Regions from separate parts of the Homo sapiens genome. Here region 1 is linked to region 2. A link is a loop called in an ENCODE intact Hi-C map of the cell type or tissue named here. Cell type or tissue: HCT116. All regions are shown on one strand.

Evidence for each region. Peaks named below come from ENCODE experiments on the same cell type or tissue, not always from the same donor. Only the 100,000 strongest peaks of a DNase experiment are listed, where the experiment ranks them.
Region 1: a loop joins it to region 2, with 12 times the contacts of the local background. A loop is called at or near these places in 17 of 110 quality-filtered maps.

Annotation. Positions count from the first base shown.
Region 1 is chr1:153,748,549-153,751,048 of GRCh38, forward strand. It overlaps INTS3 (integrator complex subunit 3), which reads left to right. Exons shown (of 30, transcript NM_023015.5): 6 at 141-207. Among named protein-coding and RNA genes, the nearest start is that of INTS3, 22 kb to the left of the region's middle. In HCT116, a CTCF peak has its summit at 1,055 (motif pointing left); a DNase peak (open chromatin) is centred at 1,043.
Region 2 is chr1:153,351,607-153,354,106 of GRCh38, forward strand. No RefSeq gene overlaps it. Among named protein-coding and RNA genes, the nearest start is that of PGLYRP4, 4.0 kb to the left of the region's middle. RefSeq lists silencers at 1,070-1,119, 2,145-2,194. In HCT116, CTCF peaks have their summits at 1,011 (motif pointing right), 2,147 (motif pointing right) and 2,346; DNase peaks (open chromatin) are centred at 1,035 and 2,135; H3K27me3 peaks cover 270 bases.

The DNA.
Region 1 (2,500 bases), 400 kb after region 2:
GAAGGCAGTTTATCTCAGCAGTGAAGGGATGGCAGTAATGGGATGGCAGTCAGGGTGGACCAGCAGAATGGGTGAAGAGATGTATTGGATTGGCTGACTTGCTAATCGGAGCTATTCTTTTTTTCCCCTTTTGAAATCAGGTGGAGATGTTACAGCCAAAAATATCTGGTTGGCAGAAAGTGTTCTGGATATCCTGACAGAGCAAAGGTAGCATCCACCACGAAGGGTGGGGTACAGGCCAGATAATGGCCATTAGGAGTGTGGGTGTGGGAAATGGGGATGAAAGGATTGTGTGGCCCAAGAACACCTTAAGTTAGAGAGGGGGAGGCAAGGAGAGGGAGAGACAAGTGTATTGTTGGCAAGTGAAGAAATTAATGCCCAAGGAATGAAGGAATGGGAAAGAGGTCTTTGCCAAAATATCGCATAGCCCAGAAAAACTGGCTTCATCTGATAAGGGTTTATTTTTGATCCAGACCTCCTTGGAATGTTTATCTTAGGGGGAAGTTGGGGAGGAATGAGCTCAGTAGAATTGGGCCAGCCAAACACCCACGCCTGGCAGGTATCCTTTTCTCCCCTGCAAGCTTCTCCATCCAACCCCTGCTCTTTTTGAAGTGGCACAGGGGGCAGTTGGGGTGGAGCAGGTAATAGAGATTAGTGAATCCTGCTGGAGTTTGCATATAGGGTTTGGAGGTTCCAGTGGTAGAGGGTGCATCAGGGGGTACATATTGGGCTTTCTGGCTGATTCTTTCCCTTATCCATCAAAATAAAGGGCCAGAAATTTTATGAGGGCTATTCCACATCTGAACTTGTTTGGAGGTGAGGCTTTCCCCTTGGTTTCAGTCTTCCTCTTGCTTGACTTCTAAGTCTCTTTTCTGATTGAGGACACCATAGTAGTCAAATGATTGAGAGGGCTAATAGTGTCCATACTATCTGTAGTTCAGAAGAATGGACCTCCTCCCAACGTTCACACTTGTGAAAGAGATGGCTGTGTGCTGTGCTCTGCCCAGGTCTGAGAGCCCTGCCCTGTCTGCTGTGCAGTGCCACCTAGTGCTCTGGGCACGGATGTGCAGCCACATCTGGGCCTGGAGCCACTTCTGTTATTGGTGTCATTGCACTAGCACGTGAGATCCTAACAGTCTCTTCTTACCAGATAGGTCTTTGTTCCTTTTTACTGTCCTGGGTCAGGGGGCCTTTCAACTCTTTCTTTCTCTTTATTATGCCATTCCAGGATTCAGGTAATTTCGTTACCTTTGCTAGCAATCTTTCTAAAAAGTGATTTTTCTTATTTTATTCGTGGTACCAAATACGTCCTGTCCCCATACCTTAAAGCTGAATTTCCTGTACAGGCATCAGATAACAGCCAGATAACTGCCCTGTTTTCTACCCTCCAAAAAACTTACATCTTTTGGTGAAAGTCAATACCTAGAAATTTAAAACTGTGTCCTCTCCTACACCCTCCTTCTCACTCCCTTCCAAATGTTTCTAGGGCTGTGGAGTTAAAAGGTAGCAGGTAGGGGAGGAAACGTTCCCCAGTAACCTTGGCTAGTGTATCCATTCTGTGAAAAGAAAAGGCCACAGAGTCTTTTAATTAGGTGGCTTGAGTAGTTTTCCGGAATCAGGATGTGGCCTGCTTGGACTAATTAAACACCATCTCATCTTCCTGCAGTTCCCTGCCTTCCAACAGGGGGGCCAAAGCCATTACAAATTGTTTGCTGGGAGGAGACAGCGTCTCAATTTTGTCACTTAGAGACAGGATTAGAGTTTTAGGAATATCCCCACTGTGTCTTTCTCTCTACTCCTTTTAAAGCAACTGGGAACAAATCTTTCATTACCCCCTTTTCCCTCAGGGATATTCTGAAACTCATGGGAAAAGGAGTTTGCCACCCAAAATCGGGTTCTTTTTTTCAGGTTGTGATTTAGGACAGGTGACTCATTGTGTGGGAGTGGGGACTCGTTGTGTATCAGTGACTAGATAGAGCCAGGGAAAGGTTTGTGGCATGGTGAGCTGCTAATGATAAGCAGACTGAGCTAGCACAGTATGTTCTCAAAACTCCAGGTCCTGAAAGGGTCTTGGCAGTCCCCACATGTTCTTGCACCACACTTAAGAACCACTGACTTAGGGACACTTACCCAGCTTTTCCCCATAGTCTGACCTGGGTAGATACTGTGGTTAATTCTGTCCCTAGTACCTCACATGTTGCTTGGCACATGATAGGCACTCAGTAAATGTTTGAATGAATGAGTCAACAAAGAGAGTTATTTTCTTGGAAGCTAAGTAGTTAGGTGGTAAAAAGAGATTGCTTTCATTTGGCACTTATCTTTATAGGCACTTGGAAGAGAAAATTAGGAAGTTGTCCGTAGCTTAGCCAGTTGATAGTCCAAGATAGATACTAGCATGAGTGAGCAAGCAAAAAATCAAAGCATCTACTCCCAGTGTCAAATCATCAATTATTTCTGAGGCACTGTAGCCAAGCCCAAGAAGCGTGAATTGGGAGGGTGA
Region 2 (2,500 bases):
GATCTCTGCTCGCTGCAACCTCTGCCTCCCGGGTTCAAGTGATTCTCCTGCCTCAGTGTCCCAAGTAGCTGAGACTACAGGCATGTGCTACCACACATGGCTAATTTTTTGTATTTTTAGTAGAGATGGTGTTTCATAGTGTTAGCCAGGATGGTCTCGATCTCCTGACCTCATGATCTGCCCGCCTCAGCCTCCCAAAGTGCTGGGATTACAGGCGTGAGCCACCACGCCCGGCCAAATGTGGTTTATTTATATGTGTGTGTGATATATATAAATATGTATATATAGAGAGTAATAAATGATGTCAGCATTTAGAAGACGTACATAACTCAGTCAACCAATATTTTCCAAATGATCAATATATGAAGTCACAAAGTTTGGATAAAAGATCCATTAAATTTTAAGAGGGACCAATTGATTCTAATGTAACAGAGAACAAATAATTCATTGATATGGTTTCAGACTTTACGTTGCAACTAACCTTTGAGAAACCATCACTTGTTGGGTTTTGATGTAATATGAGAGAAGAATATCCACAATTATATATTTAAAGGCTATTAATGTATTCATCCCCTTTGCAACTACTTATCTGTGGGAGATTGGATTTTCTTCAAATCTTCAACCAAAGCAACATACAGCAATACCTTGTATGCAGAAGTAGATGTGATAAACCAGCTGTCTTCTTTGAAGCCATACAGTAAAAAGGTCTGCAAAAATGTGAAAAAAAAACACTCTTCTCACTAGCTTTTGACATATATATATAATTATTTTTAATTGTTTAAAAACGTGGTAATACGTAATGTGTTTATTAATGGTACTTTAAGTGAGTTAATAAATCATTTTAAATTTTTTAAACTTTTAATGTAGTAAATACTGATACATCTAATCCACAAAAGCTCTTTGGGATACTCAATAACTTCTATGAATACATATAAAAGGGTCCAGAGAGCAAAAAGATTAAAAACCTGGGGCCAAAGGAATCCCACAGGCTGTCCTGATGCAGATAGGCCACAAGGTGGCAGCATGCGCCCTCTGATAACTCCGGAGTCACCTTTCACTCACTAGGAGTCTCTGAGCAACCTCTTTTATCCATCACTCCCTTCCACTTCCTTCCTTACCTTCATGCTTCTGTGTGGCACGTCTTTTTTTTTTCTAACTAGCTTTATCCACCAACGCCTTCATAATTACAGGGCATAGCCATCTCCTAAGCATAAGTTCTGGCCAAACCAAGCCAGTCATTCATTTTATTCTGCAAACATTTGTCAGGTGTCACTCATATGCAAAGCTTATCATCCAGGGATGAGTACATTGAGAACACTGCTCTCAAGTAGTTAATAATATAATGAGGGAGACAGATCCAAACGCCAGTGATTATAATGCCTGCTGAGTGTGAAAACCCTTTATTCTTTACAAAGGGCTGTGGACTTCAAAGGGAGTCCTGAGAGCAGAGGATGCCAAAAGCCAGATGCTGAGATACTCGCCAAAAATTTCTGCAGAGATCTGGAACCTAGGGACATAGTGAGCGCAAAAGCCAGGTTCCCAAGAGATCGGGGAGGAGAAAGGGTTGGAGCAACAGAAGCCAGGCAACAAAAGGGAATGCCAGCTTTCTCAATTTTGAAGGTGGCATGTCTGAGAAATTAGGAGGATGATGAGCAGAGGCAGCCAAGGTGGAGACAGGGGGAGAGGTCCAGACTTGGGGAAGCTTAGGTTGAATGTCTAAGAAGCCAGATCATTGGAGGGTCCTCACTGTGGATGCTGGAGCAGCCCAGCATGGGGGCAGGGAGTGCGGCTGCTCTCAGCAGAGGGCCTCAGAGACCTCAGGATGGCCAGTCAAGGGAGGCCACAAGGATGCCAGGGGTGGTCAAAGCTTGATGTGGACTGAGCCCAAACGTGGTAGAACAATGGTCTGAAGCTACCCGTGGATAGCTTCTGTAAGTCATCCTAATGCACTAGAGTCTAGAATGAGCACTGGGGAAATGGGGGATGTTAGGGCGCTTGTGGTTAGGAGACCCGTACCCAGAGATCTCCAAGGAAGAGCACTTGGGACTCCCAGCAAGGAGGAAGACAGGGAGTGGAGGAATAGGCAGCAGGCTGTGCGCAGCCTGAGTGGGGCTGGGCCTCAGGCATCAGAGTCCCTGTGAGGAGAGGGACCTGACTTCACCTGCAGGTGGAGCAAGTAAGCCAGGAGACAGTGTCCAGGGGCCATGAGGCTAGTAGTAGTCATGAAGCCCACCAAGAGTCCATCAAAACTTGGAATCTGTGCTAGAAATGACCTAAGGGTCAGCTGTCCCAATCTCCTCATGTAATGGATAAGAAAATGGAGGCCCGAACATGGAAATCACTTCTAAAGACCACCAGCAAGTCTGAGAAAGCTAAGGACTAAAACCAGCTCAGTCCCTCAGTCCGGGTCCCACTGTGTGCCTGCTGTAACACCCCCATTACAACACAGGAGGGGTAAAGCTCCCTGAAAGACCACAGTGGGAGCTGCAGAGAAGGGAAA